Linked DNA regions of Mus musculus: region 2 is linked to region 1. A link is a loop called in an ENCODE intact Hi-C map of the cell type or tissue named here. Cell type or tissue: left cerebral cortex. All regions are shown on one strand. Links, peaks and the distances in the headings refer to the core of each region. The heading gives the core; the rest is flanking DNA.

Region 1 (4,401 bases), core at 146-4,145:
CCAGGTTCTCACTATTTTGTTTGCCTTTTATGTTGGTTTTGCTTGTACAGCAAGGGTTTTACCAATCAAACCATCTCTCTAGTCTAGATTAGTCATAATCACCTAGGGATGAATTATAAAATATGTAAAATTAATTTATAGATTATTTTCTGAATTCTTCAAAGAATAGTATACAATTTGTGCTATTAATATGCTTGGTAGAAAACAAATACCTTGTTCGACACAGTAGACCCCATAAGGATTAGAATTTCTCAAGAGCTCTGCTGATTTCTGCCACTGTAGGTGCTATGTTTTACTTCTCCGGCAAGCCAGGAGTTCCCAATGTGTATGAAGAATCTATGTTGGCAGATGTCATTTAATCCTTCACCTCTTTCAGAGACATCAGACTCAGCAAGTTATGGGGTTTTTCCTACATGGATTACTGGTGCTGAGTCCCAGGCTACCACTGTCATAGTTTGGAAATTGAAATCTTAACATCTGACGAAAAGAAAGAAGGATGTTGATGATTCTTCTTTTTGAAGGATTCGTTGAACATCAGGAACACTTTGTAGAGGCTTATAATCTAGCTGCCAGTATCACACAAGGAAGTCCTAGTTTCAACAGAAAAAAGTAAAAAATAACAATGAGGAACAATGGCAGATAATGACTTTTGAGTAGTTGTTTTCTGCATTGCTATTTAATCTTACCACAACTTCTGATTCAAAAAAAGTCATGAACAAATGTCTTTTACCATCAGGTACAGCATCAGTTTTGGTAAACCAATGAATTAACTTGGGGTTAATTACATGAGTTTTCTTGAGCGACTACTTACAAGGTCATGGGCAACACAAACAAAAGTAGTTACACAATTGAAGAAAATCTCTCTCTCTCTCTCTCTCTCTCTCTCTCTCTCTCTCTCTCCAGCCCTACGTATCTTCGGGGAAATGTAAGTCCCTGTGATACTCTCCTTCCATAATAATACTTAACTGTCCAATACTTAACTGTCCATACGTCTTTGAGTAGAAACATGGTTTGAGCCCTTTCACACCTACACTTACATGATGAAAAGGTCAAGGGCTCAATCTAGTCCAGTTTTCCTTTAGGTTTATCACAGCAGTTGATAGCTCAAGAGGGAAGTGGCCATGTCATGCTAGGATAACCATACCAGTGTTCCACACTCATGGTACAAGTAAGGAGTCTTGAAGAATTATGTGACCTGTGCAGGACACAGACATAGTAAGTGACAAAGATAATTTACAAACCAATGTCTTTACATTCTCGATGACCTTAAACCATAACTCTGTTAACTTGTGGTGAATGTGAATCTGGTTATATTTCTTAGAGAGACCAGGTCAAAGATTGAATTAAAATTTTATAACTATTAAAGTACTAAGAAACTTGGACAAGCACGGTGAGAATGACAATTCAGGTACATGGTAGAGGAGTCAGTGTCCAGTGGTGTACACTCATCACTTTGAGGATTTACATTAAAGAAAAATCCCCAGTTTTGTATCCAGCAACTGCCAACAGAATTGTAGGGCAAAAGACTACTTTGTACAAAATTAATGCAGTGGCCGAGAACATCAAGAGTAGTTGGTGATGCAGACATGTTTGTAGGGAACATGGAAATGTGTAGCTCTATTTACTGCAGATGGAAACTGAGTTCATACTAGAGGTTGTAACCATACATTTTGAAATAGCCTAATGGACCCTGGTTGTCTTTTTATACACACCTCTCAGGTCTACTCTCGCATTCTATGCCACTTTCCCAGAAATATAGAATTCTTGCCTTATTTAAGAAATATAGAATTCTTGGCTTATTTAAGTGTTTGTTCAGGACAGTGGAGTGGTTACTGCAGAAACTGAGTATTAAAAGCACTCATTTACTCTGGGATACCTTCCTAGAGACTAACATGATGTTAGGTGTCTTGCTCCCTGGCCTGCGTTACACCATGCACATGTACCCAAAGTCCATAGTTAACTGCAAGACTAGCTGATGCTGCTTCTATTGGGTCCCTGAAATCACCAACATCTCTTCTGTCTCTTTCTTTCTCTCCTTCTTTTGAGTCTCTTATTTCATAAGTGGCTTGGTTAAACTCATCTAAATTATACAGTATTCATACTTGCGTATTACATATGCACAATACACATATCCAAACATATTCAACATTCATGGGAGTTTTATTTTTGCTGTACCACATGGATTATGGATTTAAACTAAAATGCACATGGAAACCTTACTACATATGACACTGGGGGTAGTCCCATCTTTCTTTGTTGCTTGTTTCAAAATGTGTAAAATGACAGCAATGACATATTGGAATCCTTGAAGTTCACTAAGTTAAAATATATAAAACACCCAGCATATACATATTTAAAATTCATACACAGACATATATGTATTTGAAGAACTGTACAGTGCAGCCTTTCTAAAGATAAGCAATGAATGTACTGTGACTGCCCTCTTCTGGATGGCAGTGGAGCCTCAGGCTTTTCCTTCTCCAAGCATGGTATTTCTAGAGAAAAATCTAATTTCTTAGGAACCACTGTAACTGTATGACAGTCAAAGTGAGGGACACAAGTATCTCTTTAGAATATTACATTCCTGGCATGACAGTTACTCTTGGAATAGGAGTAAGCTAAGTGTCTGCCATATAGCATCAGGAAAGTAGAGGCTGGGCATCACAGAATCAAAACTATTGTGAAAGAAGCCAATTGACAAAAAAAGACTAGAAGTCCTTCCACATATGAGCTTCATGAACTGAATAGCATGTGTGACAAAAGCTGAGTTACACAGTCACAAAGAAAGGGGTTGCTATGTGGATGTCCAAAAGGGGCCACGAGCTTAATGGCCCAGTGCTTCAGGGGCTCTTCCCCAGATCATTAGCTAATTCCTATTCTCATGGCTGTTCCCTCTTTCTTAATAAACTGTCCATTTCTATTTTGAACCGCATGTCCCCATTCTAATTTTCTTCCATATGTCAGCACTAAGTTACCTCTGTGTCTCTAACAATCTCAATCACAGAATCATCACTAGATAGTTACTTGCCCTCCAAACAACAAGGCTAGTACTTGTTCTGGACAGAAAAAAATTATGATGAAGAAATGTAAGCTGGAGGGTACCCCATAGCTAGTGAGGCCAGGCTGCTTCCCTTTGCCTTCCCTGTTGTCTCTGCTTCCTGATCCTACTCAGTGACATTTGTCTTCCACTGGGATATAAAGATGTATCCAATAGTATTTTTGCCTAGGAGGGTTATGTAGTACTTTGCAATCTTGAAGATGATGGCTTGCAGTTAAGCTGTACCTGGGGGCTCTGAAGATTTAATGTTTCTCCCTTCCAAAAAGTGTGACTGTATTAGTATTGATGTCCCTGGGAGAAAAATCAAATTCACAGACAGCTCTCTGTCTCAGCCCATTTGAATCCATGCACCACATTTATCAAGATAGTGACCTTGAAAGTCTTTTTCTCTTTTATCCCTAGAATCGGCTCTCAATCATTTAAAGAATAATCAATGGGATTCCTTCTTCAAAGCAGCTACTGCTCATCCTAGCGCAGTGAATTCATCTTCCTTTCTTACTCTTTCCTGCTGAAGATCTACACTGTGAGATGGAACCCCAGCAAACTCTCTCGTCAGGAAAAAAATATCCTCCATCATCTTCTTTCTCCTTCTCGTAGCAGAGGACCAAAGTCAGGGCCATGAGCTTGCTAGGCAAGTACTCTACCACTGTGCTAATCCCTAAACCACCACCTTAAGCTTCATAAGAAAGCTCTATTCCCCTGATTCTTTTTCTTAGTCCTTCTGTTCCATATGTAAATTTGAAAAATTGAATAGAAGCTTCTCAAGACTCATGCAAAATCAACAAAATGAAACAGTGAAACTATGAAAGTAGGAAGGGGGACAACATCTGAAATGTAAATAAATTAAAAAAAACAATACAAGAATAAAAAATTAATTTCTGTCATACTTCTGGGCTCAGAAACTTATTAAATAGTTTTAGGAAGAATAAACATACATACACATCTATCCAAAGATAGGGTGATATTCTTTTGAGAGAAAGAATTGAAAAATAGCATAACTAATATATTTTAGATCACCATTAATATATTTTAGATCACCATTCATATACTTCTGAAAGAACTATATTTATAAGTGTGTTTGTCTAACAAGTATGGGATCTCATGTGCAGTTAGAAATACAGAAGAGGGCGAGAAGAACCAGAAGGAAACCCCTGTGAGTGGCACAAGGCTCCTGGATTGAACCGCTTTATATTGCTGCAACCAACAAAGTAACATTTCCAAGAACAAAAGGTCTAAGTTATTTTATAGCACGGGCCATTTAAAAATAGCCATAATTGGAGTGGCAGTGACTGAAGAGACTCACTGAGCAACACCTTTACATTTATATCCACAGATTGAGGCTG
Region 2 (4,401 bases), core at 182-4,181, 280 kb before region 1:
TCTCTCTCTCTCTCTCTCTCTCTCTCTCATACCACATGGCTTGAGGCTTGTATCTGTTACCTTAGATGAGTGACATCAATTTCAATTTGCAATTTGATTGGCTGCTGACCAGAGGCTATCAGGTCCTGAAGTAAGGGACCCTCCCTGCACCCATTTCATCTGTAGCCCAAACTGACCCTCACCAAGTTGAGTGATAACCTCTCAGGCTACTTGATATTTGCTTAAGACAGAATGAAATACTAATCAAATTTTCTTACATTTAAAGCAATTTTATGTAAAACCATCTCTTACATATCCAGAATTATTCATTTTTGTCCTGAAAATGTGAACATCCAACACTCAAACAGAGTTAGATTCGTGAAAGCCAGCATTTAGAGTTTTTAAGCAGTTTAGTACCTTTGATTGTGGGTCATTTGGTGTCACTATTTTGAATTTTCTTCCTGCTTCCCTCTCTCCTTTGTTCTATCTTTTCGTCCCCTCCTTCATTCTAGAAGAAGATCATCTGGTAAGGAGACTTTCTCTCTTAAGGTATGCATTAGTCAGTGTTCAATCACTATAATGGAATACCCAAGGCTGTTGACTTATAAAAAGAAAGGTTCACAGTTTCTATCTAAGATAGAATGGGCATACTCTTTTTGGTTTCTGCCAAAGAAGCATATCCTAAGGAGGGGTGTATGGTAAAGGAAAGTTCTTATGGTGTGGGTAGGAAACTGAATGAAGGAGGTTATATGGCTCCACAGTCCCCTTTAAACTCCCTTATGACCCAAGGGCCTTTTACTAGACACTGACTCTGTTTCTGACTCTGTTTCTGTCTCTATCTCTGTCTGTTTTTCTGTCTCTGACTCTCTCTCTCTCCCTCTCTCTGTCTCTCTCTGTCTGTTTTTCTGTCTCTGACTCTCTCTCTCTCCCTCTCTCTGTCTCTCTCTCTCTCTCTCTGTCTCTCTCTCTCTGTCTCTCTCTGTCTCCCTCTCTCTGTCTCTCTCTCTGTGTCTCTCTCCTATTTTATGTGTATGGGTGTTTTTCCTCCAAGTATATTTGACACCCAAGGGAGCCAAAAGAAATTACTAGATCCACTGGGACTGACTCCATTTCGGTGGGCTGTGAATCACCATATGGGGGCTGGGGACCTGGGTCCTGTGAGAAAACAACCAATGCTTTCAACTGCAAAGTCATCTTTATAGTCTCTAGCCACTCTCTCTTAAAGTGTCTGCTATCTTCTGACAGTGCCAAGAACTGGTGATTGGGACTATAGCACAGGTCATTGGGAAACACTCATCAGAGCCAGTTTTGGTGTTTTTGGTTTTTCTTTTTCTCTTAGTTCTATATTAAACTTGCTAATAGGTGTGTGAGGGTTAATGCTGGGTAGATGCTTGACTGGATCTGGTATCAACTAAAGAGATATGAGACACACCCACGAAGAGCTTTCTTGATTAGGTTATCTGAAGTAGGAACATTCTGTTAAGACAGCAGCCTCCTAAATTGAGATGCTATCAGGTTCTTGTCATCTCTGTGCAGATACATCACAGGTTAGCACTCCTGTGTGGTGTAAGCCAATATAACACAAAGTCCCTTTATTTACTTAGCCATCTTGCTGGTCTAAAATTTCAGAAATGAAATTTTTGAAGACTCCCCAGATCTCCACTTTCTTTCTTTCCTACATCCTCTTCTTTCTTCCCTTCCTCATTCTTTCTTTCCTTCCTCTCCATTCCCACATTATGAATTTTTCCTAGAGGAGACTGAAAGTTTTTCCAGTTGAAGTCCCCGTGCCTTAGCTCCACTATTGTGACTTCTATAAAATGGCCAAAAGAGGGCAGCAGATACAAACAATTTGGCATAATTTGGGTGACTTTTCAGGAAATCTCCAAACCCCTGTTCTGCCCTGCCTCCTGGCCTGTTTGTTCCAAAGCTTTGAAGCACTTACTCCTCTGTAGAACATTGTTGGTATCAGGATCTCTGAAACTCATGACATCACACAGACAGGACCGAACACCTGTTTTCAAGGCAAGAGCCACCATATTCCCAGAATCCACTTGACTCACCTCCCACCTTGACCTGTGATTGTGTCTTCACCCATATATAAAGAAAGCCCCTCTTCTATCCCTCCCTCCCCCTTTTCTTTCCACTGCCACCTTGCCTCTCTCTCTCCCAATAAACCTCAAGTGGAGCCATTTGGCCTGGTGTGGTCCTTTTGAAGCCATGTGACATTCAAGTTCATAACATTGGTGCAGAAACCCAGGAATCATTTCGCCGGGAAGCTGTGGAGCCCACTTGGCCGTCACTGCCTAATGAGATGGTGAAGCCACCACTGCCGCCAGAGAACCAACACCACATGGATGGCCACCACTGCCATTATAGCCTGCAGCTACTGGTATACCATGTGGATTCCATCCACTGGCACGTGCTTTTATCTACCATGTGGATTTCCACCGCTGCTACAGGTCATTGCTTCCACTGCCACCACCACCACTGCTGTGAGACTCACAGACCTCTACCAAGTGAGCTGTGCTGCTCTGGTCCACCCTGTGGGCCTGCTTTTGCTGGGCCCACCACCAAACACTCAGTTCCATGTTTCCATTTACCAATTCGCTAGAATTATCACAGAGACAGCAGCATATTGATTGGTAAGGTCAGTCAGCAGTAGGATCCCTAATTTCCCAGGTAGGGCCTGGCCAGCTTTTTCTGGGGGCTAAGTGGTTGGCATTTTACATTCACACCTCCCAGTTGAAATACCAGCTATGACATCGACTCTTGTGTGACCATATCCCTTGAAAGCAGCTCTCATTCCCTTCCTTCTGCAAGCTCTTGCAGCCACTTAAGAAAACTCTGGGCCCAGGGTAGACCCCTTTTTAGTAGGTCTGGGACTGAACTGTGTAGCCTTTAGGGGGCCCTAGTGAAGACTTGGGCCTCTGGCCTGGCTGATTTCCTTTTGGTTATCGACTTGTTCTCTGGACGCTGGTACAAATGATCCAATAACTCCCCCCACCCCCATGGATGCTGTGAGGTCTTCAACCGTACCTTCAGGTACCCCACTGGGATGCCTCCTGGAAAATCTCAAATCCTTGAAACTAATGCCTGATTTGAAGGCATCAAAATTAATATACCTCTGCAATAAGGTCTGGATTCAGTACCACCTAGATAGTTCCTAGTGACCACTTAATGATATCCAAGATCCAATAATTTTAAAGGATGTTAATACATACTGTCAGTGAACTGGTAAATGGAAAGAGGTCCCCTATGTCCAAGCATTCATCTGTCTTCACTCCAGTCCCTCCATGTGCTCCTCTTGTTCCCCAACCCAACTTCTCTTAGCCATGAAACCTAGTGATGAAACGTATATTCACCCCTCCTATCACACGCTCTAAGACCACAGCCAAACCCCCAAGTCCTCTCCCAGGGACAGCTGACACAGCATCAGTCCTTCCTCTAAGAGAAGTTGCTGGGGTAGATGGCCTTGTCAGAGTACATCTTCCTTTCTCGCTGAGTGAGCTTTCTCAAATAAAGAGCAAACTCGGTTCCCATTCCTCTAACTCCTCCTCTATGTTTATTAAAGAGTTTCAGTAAATTACTAAATCTTACAGCCTGTCTTTCCATGACGTGCATATAATTCTTACAAATAACTTACCTCCTGAAGAAAACAGGTGAGTATGGGAGCAATCGAGAATGCATGCAGACGAAATTCATCAGATAGAGCACGTCCAATCCAATCAGATCAGAGGCGTGCCTGACCAGGATCTTTGATGGAATTGTAATTCTGCAGGTGGTATTTTAGCCAGAGACAGATTTAGAACATGCCTTTTGGCCAGCCTAAGAAAGGCAGCCTTAAAGCCAGTAAATTTTGAAAAACTCTAAGAGGTTGTCCAGGACAAGCAGGAAAATCCATCTCAATTTTTACAATGCTTCACAAAGGCTTTATTATAGTATACCAATCTGGACCCTGAAAACCCAGAAGGTAAGCAACTTCTGATGACCTACTTCTTTTCCCAGAGCTACTGTGACATAAAAACTAAACTTAGATGGCTGGAGATGGGACCTATCACTCCACAGGCAGAAGTTTTAGTGCTGGCTTTCAAGGTGTAACATGAGAGAGAAGAGAAAACCCAAAAACAAAAATACCATATGCTGGCAAAGGCTGTCTGACCAGCAACATCCACTGCCCTAGACTCCTGGTCTTTTAAGACTCAGAGACCACCAGGTACCTGCTACAAATGTGGTCAACAAGGTCATTGTGCAAAAGCCTACCCTAACTTCTGCAAGCCAAGGGGGCCATGCCCTAGTTGCCATCAAGAGGGGCATTGGGCTGTTGATTGCCCTCATGTTAACAGAACAGAGGGACATCACTCCCAGATATCCCTCCAGCTGATCTCCTGATGACCAACAGAGGAGGCACAAGCTTCCCTGACA

What was found. Hi-C counts contacts between places; a loop is a spot of excess contacts. Peaks named below come from ENCODE experiments on the same cell type or tissue, not always from the same donor. Only the 100,000 strongest peaks of a DNase experiment are listed, where the experiment ranks them.
Region 2: it touches region 1 in a loop (9-fold over the local background); 4 of 42 quality-filtered maps call a loop at or near these places.

What each region holds. Positions count from the first base shown.
Region 1 is chr17:58,868,563-58,872,963 of GRCm38, forward strand. No RefSeq gene overlaps it. Among named protein-coding and RNA genes, the nearest start is that of Gm33751, 73 kb to the right of the region's middle. In left cerebral cortex, for the core only: a CTCF peak has its summit at 2,461 (motif pointing left); a DNase peak (open chromatin) is centred at 2,454.
Region 2 is chr17:58,586,301-58,590,701 of GRCm38, forward strand. No RefSeq gene overlaps it. Among named protein-coding and RNA genes, the nearest start is that of Gm33751, 360 kb to the right of the region's middle. In left cerebral cortex, for the core only: a CTCF peak has its summit at 1,794 (motif pointing right); a DNase peak (open chromatin) is centred at 1,840.